2 separate regions of the Homo sapiens genome follow, and region 2 is linked to region 1. Evidence: read pairs that join two places in POLR2A ChIA-PET (ENCODE). Cell type or tissue: GM12878. All regions are shown on one strand. Each heading gives the region's core, and the rest is flanking DNA. Links, peaks and the distances in the headings are about the cores only.

Region 1 (8,831 bases), core at 334-8,333:
AATTTAAAAACAAGGCTTAACTCATCCGACAGAACATAACCTGCCCTTTCTCTGAGTTGTATCTAACCTCCTTTATAAACTGATACTGTTTTCTCGGTTATTTAGCTTGTCTTTTTCTATCTGTAGTTTTCTTTCACTCCTCTGTCTCTCTGCCAGTCTTTAGTGGCCAAACTTTCTAGCATGAAAATCAAGGTGGGTCAGATGCAGTATGAAGAGCAGCAGATGGAACAAAAATGGGAGTCACTGAAGGTGTAGTAGACGTTGGGTGATGGGGTCCATGGCCTGTTGCTTTCTGGCTTGTGTTGTTTTGCTGTGATGATGTTTTTAGTGGCATGTGCATTCATTCTGTGTGTGTCACCTGTTGATTAAAAATCACCTCAAGCTGATTGAAGGAACAATGGGATCCCTGATGTTGTTTTCAGAAATACATGAAATAATTAGTGAAAAATAATAAACGTAAAATGAAAGAATTTATAAATTACACTCTCTTAGACTGAGACCCAAGCCTAGTAAAATAATTGTAAACATTAGCTTGTGAAAGAATTCTGTTTCATATCCACAGTAGAGGTCATTTTCCTTTTTAGGGACTTTCTTGATGGTAAATGTACAGCAGTTGATATTATCATGACTGTGAATAGAAATGACTGCTGAGAAGCAGCACGGTGAGAACAGGTTCACACTTCCTGCCAGTGCTACTGAAGACTTTTTGTACTTGTCCACTCTGCTCCTACTAGAAGTCAAAACTATAGGGCCAAGTGCCTCACTTCATTGGAGAACTACATCTTCTCATAGTACTAAATGTAATAAATATATCTTTAGAGATTCTGAAAGTAAAATGTGATGTTGAATATAAAGCTGTACTTCTTAGCATTGCATAGCTGTATTTTCTGTGTTAAGTACAGCCAGCAAAATTTGTTTGCTAAAGCTAATTCTTTACTGAAAGGAAACTGAAAATTTAAACATGAGTACATAGAAGGATGGACTTGAAATCTTATATACAGTTTTATAGTTAAAAATTAAAAGAGGGCTTCACTGTTTTCTAAATTTATTTTTCCCATTGTTGTAGGAGATTCTGTCCTTTTATCTTAGTGATGTGGGTGAATTATTTAGTTCCCTGATTTGGCTAAAGTTGTTCATGACTTGCTACCTTACCCATGAATGAAACTCTGTGCTTGTCAAGGAAGCATGAGTGCCAACTTGAAATGCCAAATAAATGTCAAGCTAGTCTTTTCCAATTTGCATTTTATTTTGCTTTTATGACACTAAGTATCTAATTTTCTAATTTGATTATCTTCCTTGATTAACTTGGTCATATTTTTAAATTTGATGTAAGATTTAAACCTTAGGGCTATCCTATCCCTAATTACTCTTTAAAAGATCTCTTTTTAATTTGATTACAAAGAAACTTGAAATAATTATACAATAACTATTATAAATGGGACTTCTGCTTATAATCCTTTTTTTTTTTTTTTTTTTTTTTTTTTTTTGAGACGGAATCTCACTCTGTCACCCAAGCTGGAGTGCAGTGATGCAACCTTGGCTTACTGCAACCTCCACCTCCTGGGTTCAAGCAATTCCCCTGCCTCTGCCTCCGGAGTAGGTGGAATTGCAGGTGCACGTCGCCACTCCAGATGATTTTTTGTATTTTTAGTAAAGTTGGAGTTTCACCATGTTGGCCAGGCTGGTCTTGAACTCTTGATCTCAAGTGATCTGCCCGCCTTGGCCTCCCAAAGTGCTGGGATTACAGGCATGGGCCACCATGCCTGGCCTTCTGATAGTCTTGTTTCCTGCTTTTTATTGCCCTTGTCTGATTTCTGATGCTTGCATGTAAATTTTGGGGGTTTTGTTTTGTTTTTGTTTTTGTTTTTGTTTTTTGAGACGGAGTCTCCCTCTGTTATCCAGGCTGGAGTGCAGTGGCGCAATCTTGGCTTACTTCAACCTCTGCCTCCCGATTCAAGCGATTCTCCTGCCTCAGCCTCAGGAGTAGCTGGGATTACAGATGTGCCCTATCACGCCCGGCTAGTTTTTCGTATTTTTAGCAGAGATGGGGTTTCATCATGTTGGCCAGGCTGGTCTCAAACTCCTGACCTCAAGTGATCCGTCCACCTTGGCCTCCCACAATGCTAGGATTACAGGCGTGAGCCATCACGCCCAGCCGCGTCTAAATTCTTGTAGATTTGTTTCATTCACAAAATCTGATTGTTGATTTAAAGAGCTAATATGCTCTCTTAATGTTCCTTTTCAGTCATGATCTGCTATTTTTAAATGAATTTGTAACTTGTAGGATGAACTGACATCTTTAAAAGAACAACTAGAAGAAAAGGAATCTGAAGTAAAAAGGCTACAAGAAAAATTGATTTGCAAGATGAAAGGAGAAGGGGTTGAAATTGTTGATAGAGGTAAGAAGATATATTTCACATTTATCATCTCATTTTGTTAAAGTCCTCCAAAATCTGTAAAAGAAACCAGTGATAGTCAATGTGTAGTTTTAGTATCAAAGAAAGAGCAGCAGAATCCAGCCAGGCCCAGAACCACAGGGGATTCTCTAAGACTCTTTTCTGTGACTGGAAATCCATTAACTTCCTCTTCAGCAGCTGGAAAAGGGGAATTCTATACTTTATTTGGTGTTTAAGATTACTAGACTGTAAATTCTCATCACAAGAATGGACTTGTCTCAATTGAAATGCAAGGGAATTTATGCCAAAGGAGTTAAAAAGAACCATCCCTGTGTCCCGGGATCGTTGCCCTCAGAACTGAAATTAGATAAAGTAAGGGACTTTGAAACTGTTCTGTCCTTTTGAGAGAAGAGAAAAATGGCTCTGTATCTTTGGAAAAATTAGTAAAAATTTTATACCAGGGATTGAGCCCTACACCTTTTAGAAAGCAAAAATAGGCTAATTCTGTTTTTGGAAAAATGCATGAATTTATCCAGTTTTTTTCATAACTGAAGAAGTTTGTTCTGAGTATTATATGGACCATCATTTCTAATAAAGTAGGTTTTACATGATAGAAAATAGCCTGAATGAAATTTTTTAAAATTATATTTGGAAATATAATGTGCATAACATCTGGCGACACTAAGGTAAATTTAACCTTTCTTTGTAATTATGAATGATGACTGGCACTATGAGATACCAGCCATGTTCTGAGCAAGAACATGTGAAGGATAGGCTAGCATTCTGGAAAAGATGCCATAATGTTGATGAAGTCAGCAGAACTAGACAGCAGAACTTTATGATGATCAGTTTACTCTTTCTTCCCAACTTCTCTAGCAAGGATTGTCTTCAATCTGGAAATGACAGAACAATCACCCTTTAAAATAAGGAAGTGCAATTCAGTGAAGACAGGTAAGATAGTAAGAGAGCATTTAGTTACATTTTAAAATGAAATCATTAATTTGAAAGGGTCATATATACCCATGGTAAGAATGTAAGCCAGAGCTGGCAGCATCTCTGTCCTACAGAGAAATCCTGTCCCTGGAGTAGGATTGAATGAAGCCAAGAAACTGAAAAAATTGCAGATGGGGCAAAGAAAGAGTCCTGGAGACTCAAGTCCATTAGATTGCAGGACCATTCGTGCCCTTTTAGATTTTTTTTTTTTTTCTCAACTGAGTTCCAATTGAGTTTTTTCTTTTAGTAAAAATGCCTGAAAAAAATAGTAAATTTATAGATGAGAATTCTTATGCTCAGAGGGGTAAAGCAACTCACCCAGGTTACAGGCAGGAAGCAGCAGAGCCAGGTTTCTAAGTGAGGTTTCTCTGAGCCACAAACGTGTTTCTCTTTCCATTTTTCCTCTATTGATCAGTAGTTTTCTATGAATCTGTTGTCTAATGAAAAGTACCTAGGTCCTCTAGGAGAATCCTCCTACTGTTATTGTTTCTAATTATCTGTTCATCTTTCAGTTAGAAGAACATCCATTCTTATATTGATGTCTTGTGGCAGAATGTGAATTTCTGCCTACAGTGCCCACAATGGCATCAAACCTATTATTATGTTCAGGTCAAGATTCAAACTCACAAAACTACCATAGACCTCTTTGGCATCAGATTCACTCAGAGAAACATGGGACAGGGCTGGGCGTGGTGGCTCGTACCTGTAATCCTAGCACTTTGGGAGGTCATGGAGGGCAGCTCACTTGAGGTTAGGAGTTCGAGACCAGCCTAACCAACACTGTGAATTTTTGTAAAAATACAAAAATCAGCTGTGCATAGTGGCAGGTGCCTGTAATTCCAGCTATCGGGGGCTGAGGTGGGAAGATCGTTTGAATCTGGGAGGTGGAGATTGCAGTGAGCCGAGATCGTGCCACTGCACTCCAGCCTTGGTGACAGAGTGAGACTGTCTCAAGACAAAAAAAAAAAAAAAGAAGAAGAAAGAAAGAAAGAAAAGAAAAACGAAAACATGAGACAGGAACCACAATTAACTACAGGTGGTGTCAGGTGTCCCTCCAAATTATGCAGCTGCCCAGAGACAACTCAAATGCATGAAGGTGTGATGCATATGAGGCAAGTGCAGGAACCACCCTGAATTAAGGTCTCATTCCCTACAGGAGCCAATATCACCTGTAACAAACTTCAGATGTGTCATTTCTGGCATCACTACACATACTCAATTAAAACAGTCAGCACATTCAAGGATGCTAGAAGCTACAATCTCCATCAGATATTTATGGTGCATTTATAGTTCCTCCCACTCCAGATGCAATTTCCAATCAGAGATCCTTTTTATTATAAGCAATGTTGCTGAGTAATACTGTTAACATAGTACTCTAATCTGGTTCTAGGGGAACAGAACTAGAATGTTAACTAAAGCTAAAATTCATACACAGCAGAGAAAAGATTTTGTTAACTCTTAACCCAAAATGCCCCACTGATAGCAGGTTTGGCTATATGGTTTGCTTTAACCAAGGGAATGCAAGAGGAGGTGACTTACACCACCTCCAAGCAGAAGGCTTGTGAGCCATTGCATGATTCCACTCTTATTCCTTTCCCTCTGCTGTGAGACAAGGGTAGGGGCAATACCTTCAGCTTAGGTCTCCAATGAAATGAAAAAGATATTTGGGGAAGAGCCATAGAACAAAGGTGTAATGGATCCTCAGTTGTTATGAAACCTCCAAGAGAGAGAAACATTAATTGCTGTAAGCCATCACTAGTCAGAGGACTGGTGTTTACTGCAGAATAACCTATTTCTGATTAGTACATCCCTTTTGGAAAGATATAGGCTGGGTTTATCATTCTCCTACCAGGAGTCCAACTAAGCCAGCTAGCCCTTCAGTATGTGACAGCCTTAATTCTGGCAAGAATCCCCAATTCGAGTCTGATGGAAAGTTGTTTCCTCTTATCGAGCAGTTTTGATGTTAGAACAGTCCAAGTAATGCCTGAAGAAAAATAATGTATATAGATTATGATGATTTATTGCTCTAATTTGTCTTCTCCTTTGTGTACTCAGGGTTCAGTCAAGAGACAGGAACTATGCAGAGTTACCTGAATACATATAATTTTTATTTTTTATATTTATTTATTGAGACAGAGTCTCATGTACTCTGTGGCCCAGGCTGGAGTGCAGTGGTGTGATCTTGGCTGACTACAATCTCTGCCTCTTGGGTTCAAGCAATTCTTCTGCCTCAGCCTCCAGAGTAGTTGGTACTACAGGCGCCCACCACCATGCCCAGCTAATTTTTGTATTTTTAGTAGAGATGGGGTTTTGCCATGTTGGCCAGGCTGGTCTGGAACCCCTGACCTCATGTGATTGGCCCACCTCAGCCTCCCAAAGTGTTGAGATTACAGGCGTGAGCCACTGCGCCCAACCAATAAATATAATTTAATATAAAGAATTGTCAACAGGCCAGACACTTGAACCCAGGGTGGGGAGGGTGGAGGTTGCAGTGAGCTGAGATTGAGCCACTGCACTCCATGCACTCCAGCCTGGGTGACAGAGTGAGACTGTCTTAAAAAAAAAAAAAAAGAATTGTCAATGAAATATAAAATTGTCAACCTGGTAACCAAAAAGGTGAAAAGAAAAATCTAAGATGTTACAGAGGTAGCAACTGCAGGGAACTCTTAATCGCCTCTAGGTCTGAGGGAACAAAAGTAAGAGGCTGGAATTCTTAAAATGTAGAAACTTAGAGGAGCAGCGGCATGAAGCTGAAACTCAGACATCTGAGGAGAAAGGTACTGCTCAGTTGGTGGTGTTGTCTCTGAGTTTGGAGGCAGTGTCTCTTGGAGCTGGGATCTGTCTCTGAAGAGGGGTTTGGTGCTGGTGTCTCTTGGTGGGGAGGTGGGGTGCAGTCCAGTTATTTCTGCAGGTGGTAGGGAAACTGAAAACTGGATCCAACTGCTGCTATGGTGAAGCAGAGTTAATAGGGTGCCAGTAGCAAGAACCACAAGCAAACAGGAAGCTCACAGGATGAAGTGTGTCCCTCCTTCCTCTTCCCACATTTCAGTCTCCCTCTAGCCCCCCTATCATCAGAGCTTAACAGAGAGCCAGCTAGCAAAGCTGAAATGGGGTGTGGAGAGACCCAGCAAACCTCACTGATCAGTGCACGGGGGCACCTGGCTAAGGCGTGAGTGAGGGCTGTGGTTCAACCTGTGCTCTCCTTGTCAAGCGCTAAGTCCTTGTGTGGGGCTATGTCAGCCAGGAGGAAGAGGCATCTTTTTCAAATTCACACAGAGGTGTCATGTAGGCTAGCATATGCACTGATGCAAGGATCATTAATAGTCTTCCTTCCATCTTCTAAATAGCTCTGAAGAGCATGTATCTTTTTTTTTTTTTTGATCCAGGGTCTCACTTTGTCACCCAGGCTGGAGTGCAGTGGTGCAATCATAGCTCACTGTAGCCTTGGCCTCCTGGACTCAAGCCATCCTCCCACCTCAGCCTCCTATATTCGGGAGCTGGGATCTCAGGCATGCACCACTATGCCCAGCTAATTTTTGTATTTTTTGTAGAGATGATGTCTCACTATGTTGCCCAGGCTGGTCTCAAGCTCCTGGGCTCAAGCCATCCACCTGCCTCAACATCCTAAAGTTCTGGAATTGCATGCGTGAGCTACCGAGCCTGGCTGAAAAGCATGTATTTTTATTGTAATATTCCAGACAAACTTACATGCAACCTTTTGCAATTTCATATATAGCCCTCCCTTATGTACCATCAAATATTTATACAGATTTGTTTGAATTGGTTTCTGCATTCTTCCACCGATTCTCTTGCTACTGGCACCGCGGGTGCCGTTTTTTATATGCAGTGTAGGTTTAGTTCTCTCCTTTCTCATATTCTGGACTTCCAACTATGCAACCATAATAAGTCTTTACTGCTTCCACTGGCCTCTTTCTTATTTTTCCTTCCGTTGTCTTCACTAGAGTTGTGTTAGGAAGCAACTTTGCTCTTGGTCCTTGTCCCTTAGGCAGCCTTAACATATTCTACAAAATGTTCAACATTTTCACTAATGATCTATATGAAGGCTTTGAAGAGATTATTTTTAAGTTTGTTGATGACACAAAAATAGGAGGGTTAGCTAAAATGAGATTCCTAATGATCTCCACAGACTGAAATGCTGTGTTGATAGCAAAAATATGAAATTTATGAGATAAGGGAAAAAGCCAGTAGAATTTAAAATAAAGATAAAAATTAGAGTAAAATAACTGAAATAAGACAAACCTCTATTTTTTTAACATAGTACCAATATGATTTATGTGATAGTTTTAGAAAAGAATCATGCCATTTTTGTAATAGCCACACAATAGCTACTCAGGGTTTACAGAATTTGATATTTGACAAAAATTTGAATCAAATAATAATCCAGAAATAGGCCAGGGGCGGTGGCTCATGCCTGTAATCCCAGCACTTTGGGAGGCCGAGGCCAGCAGATCACTTGAGGTCAGGAGTTCAAGACTAGCCTGGTGAACATGGCGAAACCTCATCTCTACTAAAAATACAAAAATTAGCTGGGCATGGTGGCGTGCCTGTAATTCCAGCTACTCGGGAGGCTGAGGCAGGAGAACTGCTTGAACCCAGGAGGCGGAGGTTGCGGTGAGCCAAGATCATGCCATTGCACTCCAGCCTGGGATGATAGAGCAAGGCTCCATCTCAAAAAAAAAAAAAAAAAATCCGTAAATAGATCATTAATTATAACCAAGAAAAAAGTGCTGTCATTTTTGCTTACTCAACTACTTCATGAAAATCCTGAGAAAACCCAGTAAATTATATAAAAATATAGTTATATGTAGGTATACAACAAAATATTAATGGTGGTTATCTCTGGTTCAGGATTGGTAAGTTTTTATTGTATTTTACTATTGAAAATCTTATTTTCTCTATAGGACATGTATTTGCTTTGTAATAAGAATAAACTTTAAAAAAATAAAAAGAGGCTTGGCACAGTGGCTCACGCCTATAATCTCAGCACTTTGGGAGGCCAAGGTTGGAGGATTGCTTGAGACCAAGAGTTCAAGACCAGCCTTAGGGACAAAACGAGACCCCATCCATACAAAAATTTTAAAAATTATCTGGGCATGAGGCATACACCTGTAATTCCAGGTGTTCAGAAGGCTGAGTCAGGAGGATTGCTTGAGCCCAGAAGTTCAAGGCTGCAGTGAGCTATGATTTGCACCACTGCACTCCAATCTGAGCGACAGTGAGACCCTGTTTCAAAATAAATAAAAGCAACAGATAAAAGCAACCAAGTAAAAAGGGATCAAATATATTTGGAGTTCTAGGGAAAGTCTGATATAAAAGTATTTTCTGGCTGGGCATGTGGCTCACACCCATAATCCCAGCACCTTGGGAGGCTAAGGCGGGCAGATCACTTGAGCTTAGGAGTTCAAGACCAGCCTGGGCAAC
Region 2 (8,831 bases), core at 646-8,645, 170 kb after region 1:
TTTGTTCTACTTTTAAAATGTGTCCATTTTAGATCAGGTTTTGCAATTGAGAATAATTGCAATATTCCCTATTTTTAAAGGGGAAAAACTGAATACTGCTCAAAATTATGGTGGGGGAATTCTGTACCCCCCTATTTACAAAATATTCATGGGTGATTACTCAGGTGTGTGTTTTATTATTCTCATGGCCAGTAGTTGCCAAGCCTTAGATCGAGTGTTTCCCAAGGGAGAAGTAGAGAGGACTCAGTGTTTGGGGCAGGAAATTTCTTTAGCACCTGGATCCCCTGCCCTGTAAATGCCAGTTATGTCACTGAGATGACAAAATCTGTGGTCCTACATTTTGCCATGGCCCCAAGAGTACTACCCCTGGTTGAGAATTACTGCCTTGTAGAAATCATTTTTGTAAGATTTTATATGAATTAAGAATTAAAAACTGCATAGCTTCCTAAAGGATAAGCAGTACCCTGGAATTACATTTATAATGAAAATACCTCATGCTTATTTTTGTAGTTTGTAGTTTACAAAACACATGCCGTTTATTGTTTCATCTTCATATCAACTCTATTAGGGCAGGTATTATTATTCTAGTTTTATGTAAGCAGAAGCTGAGCCTCAGAGAAATTGAATAATTTGCCCAAGAACACATTAGTAGTGAGTGGGGAAGCCAGGTCTTCTAGGTTCAACTTTTTCATTCTTTTTGAAATAGACTGAAGGCTATATATATAAATAACTTAACTGAGCTTCTTGTGGGGGCAGAAATGATATATTCTTATAAAATGCCTGGCACATATGGACACTCTATAAATATTTGTTCAACTAAGTGATGAAAGGAAAACTAATTCAGCATTCCCTCAGGAAAGTAAATAGACTGAAAAATAGTAGTCTATAACATATTATCTGACTCACTACCTACCACTAAGCCTTGCACATGATAAACATGCAAAATAAATACAAGTGAAAATTTAACTCCTCTATATATTGCTTTTTCCAGTAGTAAGCCATCCTCAGATAGATATTTTTTAAATGTTAAGAATGCTGGTTTGACGAGTTGCTCCTTTGTAGGCATATTCCACAGTTGGGACACCAGATTACATTGCTCCAGAAGTATTCATGCAGACTGGTTACAACAAATTGTGTGACTGGTGGTCTTTGGGAGTGATTATGTATGAAATGCTAATAGGTATGTTTTATCATTCATTTATGTACAAAATATATACATTTCCTTGAGTGCCATTGTTTGAACATATTACAGATATCATTGACTAAAATATTTGAAGTCTTTTAAGCTTAATTCTGATGTTCCCCCAATGTTAAATACATACTGATCAATACCAGTGAGCTCCCCACGGATCCTGTTTCAGGAAGGTGGGTATTTAACCCAAACTCCCACGTATAAAAGTGGTTATCTACATAGCTTTTCAGGTAAAAGGGGAGGCAGTGCTTTCAATCCTTTATTTTATTGACTTTATTAGCAACGTGATTGTAAATTGATGAATGGTGGCATTTTTGACTGTTAAATAGAGCACTCAGGGTTGTTTGGTTTCTTGTCGCACATGTTTGGTGGGTATAAACTTCACTGCTCACAAAGCTGATGAAACATTTTTGATTTATTTGATACATAGGATATCCACCTTTCTGCTCTGAAACACCTCAAGAAACGTACAGAAAAGTGATGAACTGGAAAGAAACTCTGGTATTTCCTCCAGAGGTACCTATATCTGAGAAAGCCAAGGACTTAATTCTCAGGTTAGTGGTTAAATTCCTAGAGGAGTTCATAGTGTCTTAAAACTTCCTAAGAACCTAAAAGACTCATTTCACTTTTGTGGGGGAAGAGGGGATACCACTGATGTATACAGTCAAAGAGATCAATAAAGGTGTTTTTAAAAATGTAAACTCTTAAAAGGAAGTATGCAGAAAAAAACGTAGGAATTAAAAAGAGGGAGGAAGTCTTGTATTGCTTCTGTTACTGATATATATAAAAGCAAAAGGTCACTTCTGTTAGAATGCAATGACCTGATTCCATTAAAGAGAAAAAGGAAAATGTTAATAGCAGATTCCTGTCATGAAAAGTATATATGTAAAATCTTCTAAGCAAAAAATTCCATGTGTTCCTCAACTAATATGAAGTGTTTTGGTACTGCTGTGAATGGCTGGAAGGAATATAAATTGGGACAACTTGTGGGAATAGCCAGTTGGCAGCATATTATTTTTTTAAAATCCCTAAACTATGTATGACCTTTGACCCAGAAGTTCTACTTCTAGGGATTTCGCTTATGCAGATAATCAGATACGTATAAAGATTTAGGTACACTATGATTTTCATGGTATTTAATAGTGAAAATTGAAAACTATTTAAATGTTCAACAGTAGTGGACTGGCTCAATAGTAGACTGTCTATAATACCTCTATATGTAAATTTTAGAAAACAAATTTATTGGCTGGGCACAGCAGCTCATGCCTGGAATCCCAACACTCTGGGAGGCCGAGTTGGGCAGATCACAAGGTCAGGAAATCAAAACCATCCTGGCTAACATGGTGAAACCCCGTCTCTACTAAAAATACAAAAAATTAGCCGGGCGAGGTGGCGGGCGCCTGTAGTCCCAGCTACTTGGGAGGCTGAGGCAGGAGAATGACATGAACCCGGGAGGTGGAGCTTGCAGTGAGCTGAGATCACGCCACTGCACTCCAGCCTGTGTGACAGAGCGAGACTCCGTCTCACAAACAAACGAAAAAAAAATTTATTGAAAAATATTTAATGACTTTGGCAAATTTTCTCAGTATATCAAGTGAAAAAAAGCAGACCTAACATAGTAACTATGGTAGCAACACAGTATTTTTAATATTGTAAAAGATTAGCATATTTACAGTAGTTATCTCTAAACAGTGCGCTTACAGATGATTTTTATTTTCTTCCACATTTCCTACAATAAACATAGTTAACATCAATAAAAGAAAAACATTATATTTCTTTAAAAAAGAAATATTTGAAGTAATGCAGCTAGAATACTTTAGATGTAACTTGTGTATGATAATTTCTCTGTTTCCATGTTGTAGATTTTGTATTGATTCTGAAAACAGAATTGGAAATAGTGGAGTAGAAGAAATAAAAGGTCATCCCTTTTTTGAAGGTGTCGACTGGGAGCACATAAGGTATGTTCCTAGGCTTTGAATGGGAAAGGTCTGAGTAAAAACAAATTTCTAGAGTTGGCAATTAATTTACCTCTGATTCTGCTAGATTAAATACAAAAGTAACATATAATGTCATTAAGTGCAGTGTTTTCTGGATTATGTAAGTGAGTGGGACTATTGTGGCTACAGCTTGATGACTCATTTTAGGCTAACATCCACTTTCAGGGAAGAACATTGGGAAGCTGTTTAAATTCTTATATTCATATTCACAGTGAAGGCTGTTAGCACATGAAACATGTATTTACATTTCACACAGTGACCCCTCATTTTTGTCCTTGCTGTAATATACCACATACTGTCTCCTTAATTAATTTATAATAAGGTACAGTCCCTCTTTAAACGGTGGTTGGGCATTAAATAATACAAGTAACTTTTAAGAATTTGCTTACAGTTGTTAATTGTGAGCATTGGCTTTTTTCAGTTTATGGCCAAACTACCATTGGTAGTTCTGATCTGTTCTCCACACAGCAACAGTTTAGAAGCATAAATCTGGCCATGCCACTTTCCTGTGGCCTTTTGCACTTGGAATACAGTTAAGAAGCCTTCACTGCTTTCTTAGGACTGCAGGATATGGCGATTGCCTCATCTGCAGGAGTTGCGTCTTGGATGGCCTCTCCTACTCCTCTTCCCACCTCTAAGTTTTGCTATTTGCTATCCATCCTGACTGAAATGCCCTCTCCCTGCTGCCTCTACCCCTACCCTGCCTAGCTGGCTCCTTTGCATCTTCCAAGATAGCTTATGTGTCATTTCCTTGGTACAGCTCTTCACTGGTGAACCTGCTGTGTGCTAGGCACTCTGCCTATTATTATTACTTATTTTTTTGAGACAGGGTCTCACTCTGTCGCCCAGGCTGGAGTGCTGTGGCATGATCATGGCTCACCGCAGCCTCGACCTCCAGGCCTCAAATGATCCCCCCACCTCATCCCCGCAAGTAGCTGGAACTATAGGCATGTGCCACCACACCCAGCTAATTTTGTTGATTTTTTTTTTTTTTTTTTTTTTGTAGAGATGGGGTTTCACCATGTTGCCCAATTGCCCAGGCTGGTCTTGAACTCCTGAGCTCAAGCGATCCACCTGCCTCGGCCTCCCAAAGTGCTGGGATTACAGGCGCCTAGCCCACTCTGCCTGTTGTAATAATAGCTAATTTTTAAAAATCATTTATTGTGTCCAGCACTGTTTTAAGTACTTTACTTGCGTTTCTCATCTTATCCTCATATAAGCTCTATAAAATAGGAACTGTTATTATCCCTGTCTTACAAGTGAGGAAACTAAGGCACAGAGAAGTTAAGTAATGTGACTATAGTGCTGCAGCTAGTAATTTTTTTTTTTTTTTTTTTGAGATGGAGTCTCACTCTGTCGCCCAGGCTGGAGTGCAGTGGCGTGATCTCGGCTCACTGCAAGCTCCACCTCCCGGGTTCACGCCATTCTCCTGGTGGAGGCCTAACTCTTAACCACTATGCTGTATAATACTATACACACATAACTTAATTGAATAGAACTAGAATACCCTCCCTTTTACAGTGGGAAGGATGCTTAGAGACTGCCAGTTCTTTTGGTTTTATAATGAGGGAACAGTCATGGAGCAGGGATTTGGCTGCCTAAGGTCATACTGCTAGTTAATAACAAGGAAGGTTAGCTCTCAGGCCTCCAGGGTTCTTTCCTCTAAACTAGGTTTATTAAAGTAGTATACTAAGTATAAATGAGTTGGAATAATTCTGGTAAAAAATATATATGGTTTTAAATAATTTGGTAAACTTAGCACCTAATAAATCCAATAAATATTTGTTGAAAAAACAGAAGCAATAAAAACTGATAGCTTCTTTTAACCATTTGTATAGCTAAACTTTTTAGCATGATAAGAAGGCATTTTCATGACTGGTTTCTTTTTAACTGAGTATCTTTGATTCTCTTAAAATTTGTATGACAGAAGTTTTTGCATGCAGATTTCATCACAAATATATAGTCCCTTCACCTATGTGCCCCTTATTTTCCCAAATGACTTTTAATTTATGGATTGTCTACTAGTAGAATTCTATTCCTAAATCAATTAAGAAGGATCCTGTCCTCATAATATCTCAAATACTTTATACAATTATACAATCTTTTAAATAAAACCTCTTCTTTTACTTTTCATTAGCTCATTTTTCCACTTAAAAAAATAGGATGAGAAAGCCTTGGGTACAGAGATATAAAAATGGCAAGTAGGTGGAGATGCTTAATGGATACAAAAAAAATAGAATGAATAAGACCTATTACTTGATAGCACAAGAGGGTGACTATAGTCAATAATAATTGTACATTTTAAAATAACTTAGAATGTAATTGGATTGTAACTCAAAGGATAAATGCTTGAGGGAATGGACACCCCATTCTGCACGATGTGCTTATTACCCATTTCATGCCAGTATTAAAACCTCTCATGGACCCTATAAATATATATACCTACCACATAACCCCAAAAATTAAAAAAATATTTAAAATTCTAAGTAAATGAAAACATTTTAATAAAAAATTATACTCAACTATTTTGAACTCCCTTTAACTAATCTCAAATCCACAATAAATTTCCTTGGATTTTCTAGTATCTGTAGAATAGTATGCAGAATTTACAAGTAGAATTATTTGTTGGAAATTGAGAGTTCAAGAAAAGTTACCATGCATACTTAATACCTTTTTATAGGGAAAGGCCAGCAGCAATCCCTATAGAAATCAAAAGCATTGATGATACTTCAAATTTTGATGACTTCCCTGAATCTGATATTTTACAACCAGGTAAGACAATCTGTAATGTAACTAACCCTATTAAAAGTCTTTGAAGATGATGGCATTTCACTAATGAAATTCCTTTATTTTTTCTCTTTCTAGTGCCAAATACCACAGAACCGGACTACAAATCCAAAGACTGGGTTTTTCTCAATTATACCTATAAAAGGTTTGAAGGGTTGACTCAACGTGGCTCTATCCCCACCTACATGAAAGCTGGGAAGTTATGAATGAAGATAACATTCACCCATAACCAAGAGAACTCAGGTAGCTGCATCACCAGGCTTGCTTGGCGTAGATAACAATACACTGAAATACTCCTGAAGATGGTGGTGCTTATTGACTACAAGAGGAAATTCTACAGGATTAGGATTTCTAAGACTACTATAGGAATTGGTTGGCAGTGCCAGCTGGCTCTTTTTTTTAATATTTTATTATTTTTGTTAACTTTATTATATGAAGGTACTGGAATAAAAGGAACAGACATCCCTTTCTAACTGCACTGCCTACATGCGTATTAAGGTCCATTCTGCCTGTGTGTGCTGTGGCTTTGAACTGTAACACCTCTAATCAATTCAGGAGAAACACATATCATTTAAAGCAACATAGGCTAACCTGTAGGTAACACTGCAGTATTGATGTTTTACTGCAAATCTTATGGGTCTAGATAATCAGTAAAAGCCATCTTCCATAGTTGGTGTTAGAACATTGCCCTATTGGTTTGGACATCTGTAGAATATATATGAAGACAATTTCTGTAATGGTTTTAAGAGATTTAAAAAGAAATTCACTGGTTCTTTACAAAATAGAATTTATCATCAAGTTATTACACAAACTTCACAGTAAGGAGTGACAAGTTTATAATAAGGAAGACAAAGTTTAACACCTTCACTCAAGCACTCCACTAATATATTTACGTTGCATTCAGAAATACTGATGACCTTCATATACGTAGTCTGTATACTCATAGGGAGATGTACTGTATTATATAACATGTAAAGTTGATTTTCTTGTGACAAGAGAACTTCTTTTTTTAACAAGAGGACATGGCATTATTTTAATTTGATTATGGTGAGTTGAATTTAAGACATGACCATGAAGGCTGCTTGTAGAATTAGTGTATTTTTATTAAACTATTTTTTTAAATGTCAAACTTCTATCATGTAAATGGACTTATAGAGAACAAAAAGCTATTTACTTTGGTTTTCTAGAAAGTTGTTACATATCATGGCTGGTTAACTTTTATTTCTTTTGATGAAAATTTTTCCTTTGATAGTACTTGTATTATTGTGCCATTATTTTCTTATGCTCCAAATGTACCAAAGATCTTGAACAGAGTGGATGTTCACAACTGAGTAGAATTTTCCTTTCCTGTGGGCATGCTGTATTCAGACCTGACAGATCTTTGATAGAGGTCAGCTTATTAAAGGGCAATATTGTTCTTGTTTAGCTACATCACTGTGGTGAATATAGATGGAATTAAGGAAGTAAATGCAGGCCAGGGGGTTGTGATGAGAGGATAGGGGAGATAATATCAGCATCAAATTCTTTGGGTATCTCTCTAAGAATTAAATAATCTTTTCTAGCTTAATATTTTAATTCTAATTCAAACAACTCTGAGGTTTTGGTTTCATTAGTAATAGTTGAGGAATAATATACTAGCAAAGAATGGCCTAATGTTTGTCATAACTGTTAATGGATGAAATTTTTTAAAGATACAACCATGATAACCATTATAAATGATCTATGATCAAAATCTAAAGTGATGAATTATTTGTAGGAATGTCTTCCTAATGGGGAAGAATTGCATAGGAGCATTATGCAAATCTACACAAGCTTTTATAAATGTTGCTGCTGGGTAGCTCCACAGTGTTTCATAAGGCCATCCTGTTTCCCCCAACTCCCCCATTTTTGGTTTGTTTCTTTTTAAATATTTGTTGAGTACTTACGTGTTTATCTAACAGTTCACTTCCATTTTTCTAGTCTGGATTTTTTGAGTATTTAGGAAAGAGAGCTATTAAAAACTGGGGATTTCTCAATGTGACTAACTCTAATTTTTCTAATTATAACTGCCTTTAATTAACATAATATTAACTTTTGCTGAGGTTTATGAGATTTTCTCACCCCACATCGCTCCCCTTTTTTTAAAAAGGACTGTTTTGCTAGTGTGATAATGAATAGGTAAGATATGAGATAATTGCAACATTGTCTAGTTCTAGTATGGTAACTATTCTTGAAATGGTATTGAAAAATACCGTTAATTCAAATTGACAGAGATTGATAAAAAGAAACTGATTTACCTAAGTTTACTTTTTAATTGCATAATAGAGCATTTTTTGTTTTGAGTTCCCTCATTCTTATTACCAGAAAGAGCTTGCAAATAGTTTTACTTTCTTGGCACTGGAAGGGTAGTTCTGGAAAGCTACTTTGTTGAGAGTCTCATTCTTCCCTGGAGTTAATAGAGTGATTCACAATCTTTGGGGTTTTCTCCTCATCAAAAGCATTTCTTAAGTGCCTATCTAAAAGCAATTAAAGACTGTGTCTGCCCTTTAGAAGCTAAGAATTTGATTCATGATGCAAATTAACTAGATAATTTGCAAAGTACCCTTGAGATTGAATTTTCTCTATTATATATTTCCCATATTTCAGGTGAATAATTTAATTTAAATGACAAAACCCTATCTAGTCAACTGGGCATAATGACATTTTCTTTAAATTAGACTCTATTTTGAATTAAAAGAGTTTTATTATAAACCGTGTGTTTTTGGTTTTTCTAAGTATATAGAAAGCTTGTATAATTCAGATTTATCAATTTCCTGATTTAATGTAGACTTTGACTTTTTTATTAAAAACCTTTGTATTAAAGCAAGTTATGTTAT

What was found. Peaks named below come from ENCODE experiments on the same cell type or tissue, not always from the same donor. Only the 100,000 strongest peaks of a DNase experiment are listed, where the experiment ranks them.
Region 2: POLR2A ChIA-PET joins it to region 1 with 12 read pairs; 2 of 35 experiments call an interaction of 5 or more read pairs at or near these places.

Annotation. Positions count from the first base shown.
Region 1 is chr12:27,145,258-27,154,088 of GRCh38, forward strand. It overlaps the pseudogene LOC124902904. Among named protein-coding and RNA genes, the nearest start is that of C12orf71, 67 kb to the left of the region's middle. In GM12878, for the core only: no CTCF peak of the experiment used is centred there; a DNase peak (open chromatin) is centred at 657; H3K4me3 peaks cover 353 bases; H3K27ac peaks cover 1,819 bases.
Region 2 is chr12:27,316,274-27,325,104 of GRCh38, forward strand. STK38L (serine/threonine kinase 38 like) reads left to right here. Exons shown (of 14, transcript NM_015000.4): 10 at 1,063-1,180; 11 at 1,623-1,746; 12 at 3,055-3,150; 13 at 5,870-5,961; 14 at 6,055-8,831. The coding sequence ends at 6,182. Among named protein-coding and RNA genes, the nearest start is that of BMAL2, 12 kb to the right of the region's middle. In GM12878, for the core only: no CTCF peak of the experiment used is centred there; no DNase peak of the experiment used is centred there.